2 separate regions of the Mus musculus genome follow, and region 1 is linked to region 2. A link is a loop called in an ENCODE intact Hi-C map of the cell type or tissue named here. Cell type or tissue: heart. All regions are shown on one strand.

Region 1 (8,000 bases), 1.5 Mb after region 2:
CGATGTACGTGTCTAACAGAAGCAGCTGGGGCTGTCCGAGCATCTCTTAGCCCATGTATCTGTGCCCATGGAGACCTTTTCTAACACACCCTGGGGTCTCTCAGCATCGCTGCCCCGTGTTCAATTTACAACCTCTATCCTAGATGGCTGACCAGAGTAAAAAAGGCTATCTTAGATCATTTAGCTCCTAAGCCAGAGGCCCCATTCCAGCTATTGTGGTGGGCTTGAAACAAGGAACATTCTAAGAGAGCAAAGCCTCCCGGCCTGGAACCAGGGACACGGAAGCAGGCAGGCTCCAAGGACTAACGTAGCTCTCCTGGCCCAGCCTGAGCTTCCTGGCTACTACAGGAGAAACCACCTGCTCTGTCCTTCAGCCACCAGCACCTCATCCTGATGTGGTCCAGCACTATCACGCATGGGTTAAAATAGTGTTCCGCCTCCGGTCTGCCACAGGGCTAGGGCCGCACGTGGGCTGATGGAGGCAAGACGCAGGAAGATTGACTGCACATACCCCATGCCACCGGGTGGGCGTCTAAGCCGCAGGACCCCACTCCAGGGGTGGGGAAGCACAGTCTGGTGTCCCCAGGGAACTACCTATTAAAGCTGGGCTCATGGGTCCTTGGGCCACACGGATTCACAAGGTCTTAGGCACCGCAAATACCACTGGATGCTGCGGAAGAGCTGAGAACGTAGGCCCTGGGCCGCTGGGCCAAGGCCAAAAGGGAAAAGGGCAGGAGGAGAGAATGCCTCTGGCTGCTTGGCTTGGTGGTGACCGTGGCTGAGAACGCAGAGGCCTCCTACGGGAGATTAGACACGCAGCTCTTTAGAGGAATCTGCTCCATTGCTCCAGCATGGCGGATCCCAATGAGAATTCAGCCCATGTTTTTAAAGCGTTTATTGTCATGGCCGAGAGTTGTGATGAGTGAAATCATACCCCACTTTCTCAGGGCAGGCCTGAGGTTAAATACCTTTTGCAGGGAGGAGTGTCTGGGAAGGAGAGTTTAATTGGCTAAGCCCTTCAGCCCTTTAGGTACCTCATTAAAATGGAGATCTGTCTTGAGACTCTGTGATCTGTAGTCACATCCTCTACCTGTGGAGGCGCTTGGGGCATTGCCCTACATGACTGATGGTCACAGAATTATGGAGAGCTGAGGGCTCCTGTGTGTCAGGAGCCTAGTGCCTAGGGGCGTGGCAAACTCCTGTACCTTGCAGGAACACCTGCTAGGTCTCCCAGGGTTTAAACCTAGCTCCACCAGAAAACAGGCTGCCTTTCACGGTTCCAAAATCATGAGGTACTGCCCTGGACCTGGGCACAGATAATGCCTGAGCTGGTCAGCCCTGGCCTACCTCTGCCTCTGCTCAACGGTGACAGAGGGGCAAGCTAGGCCTCTGTGCCTGACAAAGCCATTACTTCCATCCCGAGTCAAAGGCCCACATGCCCTCTCCTTATCCAGAGTCCCTAGTCTCTCAGAGAAGGCTCCCCACACAAGTACAGCAATAATCTCCAGGGGCTTGGGGCTAGAGTGTGTAACAAGGCTACTGCCCCCTACAAACCTCAGCTGTGGCTCCCTCAGATCTGTGCCTTTGTGGAATCTTCTCCTGGCCCCTCGTCTGTCACACTGCTGACAGGCAGGGAGCAATGAGGCGTCTCTGGAGTTCCCAGGAAGAGGCCTGAGAGGGAGTGATGCAGGGCTGGGCAGGGTCAGAGAGAGCTTCCTGCCCCTCGGGTCATTTCTTTTGAGTCAGAAGAGACTCTGAGAGCCTCCTCTCACCAGCATACAGATGGGAAACTGAGGCCCATTGCTGACAAGACTTCCTGACACATAGCAGAGCCAGGGCCAAGGGAAAGTAAGTGTCTTTGTGCAATGCAGCTCTCCAGGCAGGAGGCAGAGAGGGAGGGGTGAGCCTGAACACAGGAGGGCGGGGGGTCTCACAGCTGAAGAGCTTCACAGGACTCAATTCTACTCCAGGCTAGAGACCTGCCCCTCAGCCATTCCAACCCCTCTCCAGTCATGTCTGCCAGGGTTGAGAGGGGTTGTAGTTGGTTATCTCCAGGGAGGGACTTGTGCAAGCCATCGGCAGGAACCTTCTACAGGTGAGCAAGTTAGGAGGAAGGAAGCTGGTCTCCTCCCCAGGGGCTCACAGCCACCCCAAAATTCCCAACACAGAACAGCGACAGGGCTACAGTGCCTCAACCTGATTTACCTCATAAAGAACCGTGGTACTTGGGCACGTGGGGAAGGGGTTGGGTGTTCCTACCCACGTCTGCTGCTCTATCGGGTTCTACTTCCCATCAAAAGTCCCACCAGCCCTCTTCCCCTGACCATGCTCCTCAGCAGGAGGAAGAACCAGTGAGGCTGACGTGGGCTTTCTACTCCATCAGGCCAAGTTCCCTAGGGAGGGCTGGGGCAACAGCTTCATGTTAGGCCTGCCTGCCTGCCTGCCTGCCTGCCTGGGACTCAGTATTTCTATACTGCAAGTACTGCGACCACGTTGGCTTGTCAGTAAATTCATTAGCCCATTACATAGGCTTGAATTATTCAGTTCTCAGGAGTCAGCCACAGAAATTCAGGGAGCACAGCTGATGTGGGCTTTAGTGGGATGGATGAAGTCGGTGCTGGCCATGCCTGGTACCATGATACTGGTTCTGGGCCAGAGAGGTGGCTGGGACTGGAAGACACTGGAGATCTGACCAGTGGCCCTGGGTGGTCCTAGAGGTCGGGAAGTCTAATGAGAGGTCCTTCCCTCTGAGCACTCCACTGAGCATGTCTCTGGGGCGATACCTGTTTCATCCAGGAACAACACATCTAACCTCCACCCTTTCCCAGCTTTGTGACCTTCAGATAATTACTGGCCTTTCTGAGTCTTCAGTATCTTTGTGTGTGTGTGTGTGTGTGTGTGTGTGTGTGTGTGTATGCTAGATGTTCCCAGTAACTATTCTTTCCTTTAACTTTGCAAGTGATTTGTCATAATTACAAACATAAAAACAATTTGTTGGCAGAAGTATGACCATGTGGCTGTGGTCAGAAGAGGAATAGTAGAGGTCTATAGGGACCCTTCAGAATGTTGTTCTGTTTATGAAAAGAAGGAAGTGAGTCCCGTTTTGTCCCTTCCTATTTCCTGATTATCTGAGGAAGATAATTTGTAATGGCCGGAGCTCAAGCAGCTATCTTGCCCCAAAGAGAAGCCACGTGATGAGGAAGGCATTTCCTGCAGGATAGTGTGGTCCTTAAAAAATTGTTAAGTCCTGAAACTAAAACATCTGAGTTCAAATCCTTACTCTGCTACTTATACGCTGTGCAATGTGGGACAAGCTGCTTTACCCGTCTGTGTTTCGGCTCTCACATCTATGAGATGGGGCTAAAATGGTACCTGTCCCTGTAGACTAACGGTATGAGGATTAAAGGGGCCAATAGGAAATCCTAAGGAGTGATGGGGACGCGGTAAGTATTAACTGCTTTGTCCTGTTTACACACCTGGCAGGATTCCCTGGACCGCTGTGAAGTTCCACTTCAGAAACCTTGCCAGGGATATTGTGAGGTCCAGCTAGGGTAGAAGCAGCTTTCTCTGCAAGGGAAAAAGAAATATCAAGGACCCTTGCCGGCGTGGTGGCACACACTGTAAGCAGGAAGCAGAAGCAGGTGGCTCTCTGTGAATTCGAGGCTAACCTGGATTACACAGTAAAACCCTGTCTCAGATGAGAGATGAGAGAGGGTAGAAGGGGACAATCAGGACTAGAGAAGAAAAAGGAAAAGGAAAACCGTAACTGGAGCAGTTGCCAGCAGGGGGCGTGCATGCTCCTCTTTCTAGACTGGCTCATTCCGGTGCCAAGTTGCAGCCACCCCTAGAGTGGCTGGTTTTGGGTGGGCACTTTGAGTGGGCAATACTTCCTGGGGGGCTTAGCGCAGTAGCATTGAAGCCTCCCCGCAGCTCCTCTCTCCACGCTGAGATGATGCTGGCCTCTGCCTGCGTCTTCCTTCCTAGAAAAGACGACAGACACTTTTCTCAGAAACTCCTACAGGCACGGGAGCTGGCTACAGATGCCAGCAAACGTGGAAGACCTGTCAAGTGGTGATCCAGGAGAAGGGGAATGTGAATGTTCGGCGGTGGTTGTGGTGGAATCTCCCGGAGCTATGAGGGCTGTGGTAGGCGCTGGGTTTTAATTAGAGCAATCTTATGGTAGGACATCCCAGCCTGAGCCTCTGGGCCTCTTCCACGTGCTATTTGGAGAGACTTCTGTTGTTTGTAGTAAAGTCGAACCTGATGTTTGCCACAAGGTGGCGCTGTGGCTTGTTATCAGAAGACCCTGCCTGGCACACTGTCCTTTCTGAATCTGCTCATTGGAGGAAAGAGGCAAGGGGAGGCCAGCCTCCTTATAACCATTCGGGGAAGCCTGGAGTTTGGGCCAGGCAAAAATCTGACCCCAAGGCTTCTACCGTCGATGTTACTCTTTGGATCATTATCTTAACCGGCAAAAGATGCTAAAGTTCCTAGCCAGCTCACCTGAAAACGGGGAGATAACGAAGACTTCACATGAGTCCCTGGAAGCAAAGGAGAAGGCAGAGAAATCAGAGGCATCAGAAGACGCCATGACTGGCCTCCAAGGTGGATAACTCTCAAAAGAAGGACGTGAGTTGTGCAGACAACTCCCGCGCTTAGAGGAGAGGCCCCCCTCACTCTGAGAACTGCCATCCTCGGGAGATCCTGAGTATACAGTGCTGACCTCACAAGGGTTCCTTCCCTCACAGACTCAGGTCCATGCACTGGTATTTTTAAGCTACTGGGTTTGTGGATATTCATAATACAGCAATAGAAAACGCCATACCCACGGCAGTCAGTGACAATACATGTAAAAAACCAAGTTAGCGAAAGCAGCATGGTGATGGACCCTGTAATTCCGACACTTGAGAGTCTAAGGTGAGAAGAACAGAAGATCAAGGATAGCCTGGGATATACAGGGAGAGGCCATCTTGAAAGGGGGTCAGATTTCAGAGTTCTGGGTCCATAGTCATTCAGCAAGGTGCTGTGTGTGGACATGCTGGCCCTGTGCCTCGTGGTGGCAGGGGGAGTTGCCACAGGCTGTTTACTTCGTGAAGAATGGGAAGCAGAAACAGAAGGAAAGGTGGGTCCCAATATTCGCTTCCTTGCCACACCCACAATGACCCAGCTTTCTGTAACTAAGCTCCACCTTCAGTATCCCCAAACACAGGCAGCTCTAAGAGCCAAACCGTCACAATCCCATTTTATCCATCTGAGAGGTTCTGAGCTCAGGCAGGCTGGGGTCACTGGGGTCCCACAGTTGAACCTAGGTCTATCTAACTCTGGAGTCCGTTACTGCTTCCCTATCTGGCCTCTCAAACGAGGAGGAAACTGAAGCACTTTGGGTGTTGCCAGTGCCAGCTGCCCAGTATCCAAGCACAGAAGGTGCCCCAGTTGCTGGGTTCCTCCCCGGTCAATTTGAGGAACCCAAGAAACCCGTTCTATGGTCTACCTCCCTCCTCAGTCCACTAGGGTTCCCCAGAGGCTCAGCCTGACCTCCCAAAGCCTCAAATTAAGATGCGTTACTTTCCCAACTTTCCCTTCAGAATCTGGCAGTCCCGGCCCGGACATGGGGAAGCCAAGCTGCAAGCTTCTCTGAGAAACAGGGGCAGGACGCCCTGGGAATCCACCCAAGAATATCTTCACAGCCCAGGATAAAGGGAAACTAACCAAATATGGAAAGGGCCCTGGAGGGCCCAGAGGGACGAAGAAGGTTCCTGGGGGCCACAGAGGGACGGGAAGCCAGCAACCCTGAGGGATTCTACTTCGCGCTGTGACTTCTCTTTGCACTAGGAATGAGTAGGAGCCCCTGTGAGCTGAATCAGTCACAGTTCAAATAGGTTGACTGACAATGTTTAAAACAACAAACCCAGATGTTTGTAAGAATTCAAACAAAGACCCAGAAGCCCCGGCCACACTGGGCCATCTTTCTATCTCGCAGTGAGTACTGAGTGGCTCCGGTATCCTCTGGTGGAACATGAGCACTGTAGTGACAGCCCCCATGGGGCCCTATCGCCCTCCCCTGACTTGTCTCACCAGCCTGGCTCCTGGAGACACAAGTTCCCAGTCCTCCGGTTCAATTGAACCTTCTGCCTTCACTTGGTGCCCTGTCCTAGCCAGGCTACTGCGGGGTAGGGCGCTGGCTCTGAAGGAGACAAGCCCACCTGATGTCAGCAGGGCTGGAAGAAGCAGAATTCGGAAGGCATGGGGCAGAAGCACAAGGGTCTGTCCCAGCCCTGTGTCTATGAACAGCTATGACCCAATTTGGCCAGACATGCCCATTTATCTGCATGCACCCAGTTCCGAACCCACTGCCAAAGAAAGGGATCAAACCCTGCCTTGACTTTAGACTCAGCCTCCTACAACAAGGCCCTGCAAAAGATCGAGAGGCACTGTCCCTGCATAGGAAGAGACAAGAGATGAAGACCAAAAGGAGAGGGAGGTGGGAAAATTAAATTTTGCGTGATCAGCAAGGTTTCAAACAATCGCTCGCCAGCTGAAGTGGGTGCCACGTGAATAAGTCATTCTGTTTTATAGACCATTAGGGTCTCCAGAGAGAATCTGCATAGAGACCAGTGCTTTCTGTTGAAATTAAAATGTCAGAGAAAAAGAAATAGAACAAAACAGGGAATCTGCAATTAATTACCAGGCCATAAAAATTCAATAATCAGGAGGCAGAGCGGCCACAGGCCCAGAGGTATCAGAGCCAGCGTAACAGGAATGGAAGGCATTAATCTTTTCAAATTAGTTTTTTAATCTGACTGGGATATATGGTGACATGGCTCCCTCCTCGCCCGCTTCCCCCACCTCCACCGCTCCTGCCTGGAGCCAGGTTGCAGGAGGAAGGCTGTGAGATGCACTGAGAACTTGCAAGCCATCCCGGTCCCCAGATATGGGGAAGAGGGCTCCGGCTAAGGACAAGGACTCGGTGCCACAAGCCCGCTGAAGAGGCCTAGCGGGGACACGGCTGCCTCTTCCCTCTGTGTGCGTCCCAGGGAGGTACTGATAAAGACGGTGGAAATTTAGGAGGGCAAGGCGCTAGGCAGTGAGCTCGGAGAGATGATCAATTCAGGACTTTCCTTCTCTTGAAAATTGGAACAACACCGCTGCTTCAAGGGATGGCTGGGTGTTGAGCACCTGGTACCCAGCAGGTGCTAAGTAACAGCTTCCGGTTGTCACGTTGTTATCACTGGCCGCAGTGTGGCCCCGTTGTTATCACTGGCCGCAGTGTGGCCCCGCCAGCACGTATTTAGTGCCTGCTGTGTGCTCAGCCCTAAAGGAACTCACATTTCTTCGGGCCTTACCTGGAGAGCATGACTCAAACTCAGAGATATTTTCAGGACTCTCAAGTCATTGAGAGTCAACAAGAAGAAAGAGCTTGTCTAAGGGGCCTGTTCCAGGAGCAGTTAGGAGAAGCAGCTGAGATCCCGCCCTGCCCCTAGAGAAAGTAGGTTCCCCTCCTGTTTGCCTGCACCCTGCACAGATGCTGATAGGTCAAGAAGCCAGTCTACCCTGATTGTGATTGGAGACCTGCCCTCACCTCCGAGGCCCGGGATTCTAGCAGCATTGGCTTCAGTTGGCCAGGTCTAGGGCTCTCTCACTGATCCTGCACCTGTCTGCCTGCCTCCGGAGGGTCTCCGGGCCTGGCCAGTGTTGTTAAGAAACAGACTTCCAGGGCAACCACCTCTGAGGCCCTGTGGACTCCAGCTCTTAAAGACAGCACCAATAGCCTACTAAGCCTGTGTGTGAGGCACACTGTGCGGGTGTTTTCAACCGGAACTCCATCGGGTGTTGTGTGCAGTGAGTGTTGTGAAATATAACTCTGCAAGACAGTATTCTTGGTGGCCCGAGGCAAGGTGCACCCCTGAGAAATTACACTGTGCAACAGTTCTGGTATAAAGGGGGTTTACTGGGAGAAGAGGACTAGAGGCTGGCAAGTGGCTATGTAGACAGACAGATGG
Region 2 (8,000 bases):
ACCACACAACCAGTGCCCAGCCTTTACATAATGAATGGCTGCCAGCAAGTGTCCTTCACAGCCATGCTAGCTGTGCCATATTTTGTTTCCTCCCAGTGTTCATTCTAGAACATAATCTGTGGAAGTTTGAGGGGTGCAAAACAAAGGCACATATCTCTAGGCCAAAAGCCTTTTTCTATACTGGAAGGTATGTGTCTGATAAGTGCCCTGGCAAGCCATGCCACCGGGATACTGGCAGAGGATCTTTAGGTACTTAAATGTTCAGTAAAATGTGACTCTGGGTCTCCTCCTTTCTGGTCACACTAGAGCCCTGTCTCTGTGGCTTTTCCACCTCTAAGATGGGTCTGGAGAGTCAGTAAATTCAATATGCTTTTGGAAGCTGAATGGAAGATCAGAGAGGAGACTAGAGAGGGACAGACAGGGCAGGGCAGATCTTTGTTTTCAGATTTCTGTGAGTTCATTTTCAAGATGTTTCTTTGCCTCTGTGCAATTGTGATAACAGTTGGTATAGAGGCTTCATGCCACCACCATCCTCTGGTTTGCTCTGGCTCTCTCTGCCCCTCGTTGAAGTTCTTGGTAGAGATAATATTGCTACACCTTTACCTGTGCCTTACACTGTTCCCTTTGAGTAGACCTGACATAAAGATAGGACTATTAGTTGAGTAGATTATCTGCACACATTTTGAAACTGTAAATATACATACTGTCTTGCTCTCTCATATATTCTAGCAATAGCTGATTTGGCCTTTGGGCCATATTTCATAAGCTGTCACCATTGTTAGGGGGCAATGAGAGCTAACAACCTCAAGGCTCAGTCTTTCTTGCTTGATCTACCAGTATTTCCCTCCTGCTGGTCTTCCTCATCCCAGACCACAACTGTATTAGATAGCATAGTATAGTACAATATTTATTAATGTATTATTTGGCCATATTTGAAATTGAACCCAGGACCTAACTTATGCTGGGCAAATAGTTTATCCCTAAACTAAATACCCATACCCCAGTCTTATTATTTTAAAGTACAAACGCATAATTGTTGACATCTCATTTTAAAGAAGGAGAAGATGATGAACATTTGTGTTGTTCTCTTGGTTTCTAAAACTCACTATGTAGTTCAGATTGGTCTTGTACTCTTAGCAACCCCCCTGTGTTGGCCTCAAGGGTACTGGGATTATAGGTCTGAGTCACCAGGCCCAGCTATTAAAAAAAATCTTTTGATGACTTTCCTGACAACCAGTAACTTGTCACGTTAGGAAGATCTCTAGCTTTCACTTATCAATGTGGCATTGAGACTCCTTCACAGTTTGGTCTCAATGGGCTTCTGTAGTTAGAGTTTTACAGACATTTTTTTCTAGGTTTCTTCCAAAACAGTTCTTCTGATGTATACATTGATGTGATATTTCCCTGTGACTTATTCTTTCCCTAGCTTCTTCAAGGTAATTAAAACTTACCTATCAGTAACCCAGGCCCAAAGGTCCAATCTGGCCCTTCACCTTCTTTCATGGGTGAACTTCCACTTCAATGCAGCTACCCTCATTCATTCACCTACTGTCCCTGGCTACATTTGGGGGTCACAGCAAAGTGGAGTAGTTCCAACAAAATTTGGTTCCTGAACACCAAAATACTTACCATCTAACTCTATCAGGGAGACTTTAGCTGACGCTGATTTCACAGTTCAGTTTTCAAGTATCGCCAGCTCTGGCAAGCTGTCTTGGCTGGCTGTACCCAAGCCTCAAGTCAGAATTGGTAAGTCTCCTCTGAAAGCCTGCAAAAGCCCAGAGAAACCCAATGCAGGGTAGCTTTCATGAGTTTTTATAGAAACGAGTGGTCCTTGAACTCTGGTCATACAGCACACCATAGCCAAGAATAGTAGAAATTCAGCAGACACTTTGGGAGTGACATGGAAACTGTCAAGAATATGTCTTTATGGTTCATTGAGCGTATGTTTCTTCATGCTTCCTTATATTGTCGTGAAGAATGTAATTGTGGCTGAATAGCTGGTTCTTTAGGCCACTGGACAACTCTTAGATCATTCTAGAACTGATCTCTGCTTCTTGTGAATGGAACACAGCTCTCTGATTCTTTCTGCTGACAGTCATGTGGTGTTTGAATTCTGTGGTTGATCTAAAGATGCTGCTGTCTTCCCTTCCTTGTTTGTCATTCGGTTGCCTGAGTCTTTGTGGGTAGAGACGTATATTGGAAAGGCGAGATTTCACTACTTCCAGGATGATGTCCTGCTGAGGTCCTTCCAATCCAGACTTCAGCTTCCTAATGCAAACATGCTGATTTTATCTACCTGTTATTCCTCATTGATTTTTATTCATCCACTTTTCTCCTAAGGAAGGGTTTGCTCCAGCTGTAGCTAGTTGCCTAGACTACTGGCTTATCCCTCTGTCTACGTAGAGTCAACTCACAGCTTAAATCTTGAGAGCTCAGGATCCCTTTAGAACCCCCACCCACCCACTTTTTCTATTTTTCCACCCCTTCTGGGAACTCCAATGGTAACTCTGTATTGCCAGGGCATGTGGCAGACAAATGCCACCATTTCCCAATGTTTATGATCTTCCTGGCCAAATTCCCATGTAGCTGGTGGGAGCGACTATGTGCTCAAGTGAGGTCCTCCGACCCTTGATCCTCTTGATCCAAGTGTCTTACTCAGATCATGGGGAGGATGTAAAGCAATTTTTTAGACAGACACCATTGCTTTTAATGTTGATATGGCAAAGTCTGAATTATAAATACCTTCCATCTATAAGATGTTATATTGTTTTACATGGTGATGAGGAAGTTGTGGGGAAGATATGTCACTGATGCTGTGGGCAGAGAAACACTACCTGTCATTTTTTCTGGGGGTGGGGTAGGGAAGATCACCGAGACGTGATAGCAAAGGAACGCAATTAAGGTGTTTCAATGCTAAATCAAGGAGGAATAATCGGTAGATAAAATCAGCGTGTTTGTGTTAGGAAGCTGAAGTCTGGATTGGGAGGACCTCAGCATGACATCTTCCTGGAAGTACTGAAATCTTGCCTTTCCAATATACTTCCCTACCCACAAAGACTCATATAGGTGTTGAGAGCCACCCTTTTGGTTGTTGCCTGAGCTATTTTTGCAGTTCTTAGAGATTAAATCTCAATAACTTTTTGAAATTAGAGTGTGTTTCTCTCGGCCGAGTGGGTCATAATGTTCTTCTGCTTCCTTGGCACCCAAAGAACAGTTCTGCCCTCCCCTAAACCCCAGAGCATTATCATGTGATAGTGTGGCTTGAGATAAGATCAGGGTCGACAGAGGAATTGTCATTTTTCATTTCTTGGGCCCCTTTGATCCCATTTGGGGTTTATATTTTCTGAGTGAAAATACAAACCCTATTGCATTCTTCTGTCCTTTAGAGTCTTTTATTATTCTTATTTTTCCCCCTGTTAGAGATCTAATCCGAGTCTTAAGTGGCGTGGCCATTAGTTATCACCACCAGATTCACAGCCTACCTGCACTTTAGTTCTCTTACTACTGAACAGAAACCTCCCCTGATGCACAGCAACTGCTGGCTGTGGAGCTACCATCCGCATCTCATGGGTACTTGGTGTTAATTTATTTCACAGTTTCCTTTGCAGATATAATCAGACACACTATCACATCCCGGCTTCTCCTCTTTATTGTGTTCCTTTGCTATCACGTCGTCTCGGTGATCTCCCCCCCCCCCCCAGAGAAAATGACAGGTAGTGTTTCTCTGCCCACAGTATCGGTGACATATCTTCCCCACAACTTCCTCATCACCATGCAAAACCATATAACATCTTATAGATGGAAGGTATTTATATAAACGCCTATAAGGTATTTATAATTCAGACTTTGCTATATCAACATATTTCCCAAATGGCATTGTGGTCAAGGAACTTGTTCTCCAAAAATGGGGGGAGTGGGGAGGGGGAGGAGAGAATGTTCTTTTCTTTCTCAATTGTAAATAAAGGAGAAGTTAATAAGGGGAAGCCTTGCCCCTGATTCCTCCATATTTTGAAATGCGCGTTGTGAATCTCATGTTAAATGATCAGTTGTATTAATAGCACACTGTTAGAACAAAAAGGAGCTCTCTCTGTTGATGTATTTGGGTATTTACTGGGTGAGTTACAGAGCTTTGTGTATTAGAATTGGTTTGTCAACAATTAGCATGCTAGGTTTTTATATAACCTATACTTCAGGTAACAGAAGATTATTAAACTTCAACCAGTGGGTTAGAAATCTGCTGACGGGCAATAAAATTCTTACGTATAACAGCGCTGGAGAACTGCAGTTGTACAGCTGCACATTGAGGCTTAGATTGTGAGATAGATGGCCTCAGATCAGGGGGACTTGAAATATGAAGTAACCAGAAGGTGGCACTGCAACCCTATAAATGAAATGCTCCCTCCCAGATGGCCTCTAAATGCCTATCCTCCTGCCTCACTTCCTGCCTTTTCTCTTTCTCTTGATTCTCCTTTATTTCTCTAAGATGGATATCTGAAACTCTTTTTGCAAGAGATATGCATCCATTAAAACAACACCTCTCAACTTGCGATATTTCTTTTAAATCCAATTTGCCCAGTCTAATGCTCACTTGGAGAAAGTTCCAGCTAAGTAAACATTCACTGAATTTAAAAGACAAAGACCCAGAAAGCAGAGTCAGCCTCCAGTTGCCTCCCCACCACCCTCCCGCTGTTGCTGAGTGGAATGGCCATGTCTTTAATCTATTGGTTATACAGGTTAATTCCCACAGTACCCATCAGGATATGGAGGGCATGTTTATAAAGTTAATAAATAGACTGGATTAATATCCGTCTGAAAATAATTCCAACTTGATGCTGTCTCACAAAGAATTACCAAGTTAGAATCCATGTTCACCAATGGGTGTTGCTTTTCTCTATGGGGCCAGAAGTCAGTCCTGACACATGGCATAAGGGTTTATTTTTATGTCTTGTTTTAGATTTCAGTAAAATTATTTTTAGAAAAAGTGATTTGTTTTTCAACCTGGGCATTATCAATGAGCCAAATAAGACTACCAAAATAAATATTAAATACTTTTTAAAAACATAACTATAGGCAACAACTGTTTATTTCTTCTATCTATATGTATAGCCTATTTTCAAATTTATTTTTTAAACCAAAGATACATCTTTAAAAAAAAAAAAAGAAAGAAAGAAAAAGAAAAGTACAACATGTGATAAATACTGCCTTGTTTACGAGACAGACATTTTTATTGAGAGAATAATTTACCTATTTTCTTTAGTATTCTACCTGTTAGTAACTTGGAAGATATACTTTACTTATGTTGTAAATGAATAATAATTTTAATTCATTAACTTTGAGCGTCCATTAGGACATTTCTGTGCTGGGCTTTTGAAACTTCCAGGTATAAGTGGTGGGCGCTGGCCAGTGCTGGACACTCTTTGCCTTGCCTGTGTGGTTTACAAAGTGTTATTAATCCGACCAAACCACACAGCACATGGTGGGGAAGCAGTTCCCTGTCCAGGACTCTACTTCCAAGAACTGATTTTGTTGACAATGACTTTTCAGAAAACAATTGTCATTAGTTTTCAGTAAAAGCTGGTCCCTGCTGGCCTCCCTTCCAGATCTCTGCCCAGACGACAGGAAACAACAAGCTGAGAGTCAAGGATAGGTTGATCACTCAGTAAGACATCAGCTTCCTATAACCCACAGAACCCTTCTCCAAGAGGTTCAGTAACTTTATCTTGCCATCAGTTCCCCTGCTCGGGATAAGAAATGTCCATGGCAGACCCCTGCACTTAGGTTGTATGCGCTTCTAATATGTCTTATCTTGGACAAAGTTATAAGTGTAACTTTGTAGCAGCCTGAAGGAAATTGGGCTGAGCTAGGCAGGGTTTCATCATTTTCTCCAACGAGTTTACTTCCCACCCACCAGAATAAAGGGGAAAAAAGTTTAAGATGATCTGACTTGCTCAGGTATTGTCCAAAGTCTGTCATTCGGGATGTGAAGTTTTATAGCATGTATCTATCCAAGACTCTTTAGCTGTGTGCTCAGGTACCCTGGTTGTTCCATTCACAGTGATCCTCTTAGAATCCTTATATTAGTATTTTCAAGGTCTTTGCTTTACTCGTTGCTTCCACCCTCTGGTCTCTCCACACTTTATTATTGCCCATTTCTACATTATTCTCAACTGTGTGTATCCGCAGAGGACCATGATCTTTGGGCACACAGAAACCCAGGCTGGTATGTCTTCCCATCTCATTCTTGTCTCTAAACTTATTTTCTGTGAAGGTCCCACTGGGTAAGACTGACTGTCTGGGGTGTGTATTGATCTCTGATGTGACATTGTCATATAATTCTTTTGTATGGCTAGGTTTATATAACTTGTGTATTACATATTTGAGGGTAAATCTGTCTTGTTTATCTAGCTTAACTTGTCATTCTCATTTTTTTGATGTCTTTTGGAGATTTAAAAGGAAAGTACAAGAAAAAGCAAAGTCCTGAGGTTTCATTTAATTATTACTTTATTTACTTATTTATTGCTTCATTCATTCATGTATGTATATATGTATGCATGTATGTATAGAATGTTGGGAATTGAACCTAGGAACTCGTGTTTGCTAGACAGTTATTCTACTCTTGAACTTCATCCTCAGCCCAGTTTTCCCAAGGTTTTGGTTGAATAGACAGGCATGAGACTCAAACATTGGCATTCTACAAATTTCCCTGGTTCATTTCCTTGGAAGCCAGAACTTTAATCGCCAAAGCAAATCAGATTTTCCCTGGCACAGCAGTCTTTTTTTTTTTTTTTTTTTTTTTCCTTTTGTAACCTTCTAGGTGGAGTCTGGTAGGAAGTATTAGAGAGTTATTTTGTGGCTGGCTAGTTATGTGGCCTTTAGTCAATGGCTGGCTCCAATTATATTTCCCACATAATAGGAGACAGCGTTCAGGCTCAAATCATCACTGAGCAGAGCTGGGAAGGTCTTACATTTAATGAATTCCAACCTCCTAGGATGGGAAGTGTCTTGCTGATGCCGCACATGAGATCTAGGCCTTGGATCAAGAAGCCAGGGCTCCTGACCACGAGACCCTTTCCTTTACTCTGCCAAGCTTGATCTAGCCACTAGGATCAATTTACTAGTAAACCTCACCAGGGGCTCAAGTCTGTGGGAGAGTCATCGATGTGTGAGGTGTGTGTAACGACATTAGAGGGACTTCAAAGTCTAGTTGGGGACACATTAGAGCAGGAAATAAGTTAATAACAGAACTAACTAAGGAGATGACAGGGAGTAATATGAGAAGAGCCAAGAAAGTCTTAAAGAAGACAGTCTACCTCATTTAGGAACGTTTTTCTGGAAAGGGAGAGGGTAGCTTGTTTCTTGAAGGCTCAGTAGACTAATACATTGGGAAGGAGGTATCACCTCCCCCATCCCATTACTTAACTACCCTGCCAATGTATGTCTATCATCTCATGGCCCCCCCACCAGAAATCCAGGAAAAAGAGCCCCTTACAGTCAGACAGCACACGTTTCCTGTAATTTAGAGGGAACAGTGGGGTTTCTCCATGTTTCTTCACATCTGAGTTTCATTTGTCACAGCCTCCTCAAGTGGAGCCCATTGAAAAGTTTTTTGGCTTGCTTTGTTTTATGACACTTAGCAAACCTAATTACTTGGCCTGAACAGTTCACTGGGGCCACACAAATATGGCTCAAAGGCCACTGTTGAATAATGCAAAGGATGAGGGTGGTACAGGACACCAAACTCATTCTCCCAGTTGGACAAAGGATCAGTTGCCTACGGGAGGCAGAAAGAGAATAGGAGCCAATTTAAATAGAGTGCTGAGCCATTAAAGGACAATAGACAGGCAATGTGGAGGATCCCATAACAGACTTCCAAATTATTCCTCAAGTCAAGAAAACAGTTGTGGAGAAAGTTTAGCAAGAGTGTAACAAGGGGACTCATCAATGCACTTTTTACAGTTTCCATCCATTTTCAGAATATCACTAGGACCTAAGTACTTGGA

The links. Hi-C counts contacts between places; a loop is a spot of excess contacts. Peaks named below come from ENCODE experiments on the same cell type or tissue, not always from the same donor. Only the 100,000 strongest peaks of a DNase experiment are listed, where the experiment ranks them.
Region 1: it touches region 2 in a loop (3-fold over the local background); 2 of 42 quality-filtered maps call a loop at or near these places.

Annotation. Positions count from the first base shown.
Region 1 is chr14:21,849,814-21,857,813 of GRCm38, reverse strand. A430057M04Rik (RIKEN cDNA A430057M04 gene) reads right to left here. Exons shown (of 3, transcript NM_176925.3): 3 at 888-3,980. The coding sequence ends at 3,817. Among named protein-coding and RNA genes, the nearest start is that of Comtd1, 4.9 kb to the right of the region's middle. In heart, CTCF peaks have their summits at 3,778 (motif pointing right) and 4,295 (motif pointing right); DNase peaks (open chromatin) are centred at 3,853, 4,263, 5,143, 5,553 and 1 weaker place; H3K4me3 peaks cover 939 bases; H3K27ac peaks cover 4,575 bases.
Region 2 is chr14:23,397,646-23,405,645 of GRCm38, reverse strand. The region is part of intron 19 of Kcnma1 (potassium large conductance calcium-activated channel, subfamily M, alpha member 1); the gene reads left to right. Among named protein-coding and RNA genes, the nearest start is that of 5430425E15Rik, 110 kb to the left of the region's middle. In heart, a CTCF peak has its summit at 4,360 (motif pointing right); no DNase peak of the experiment used is centred here.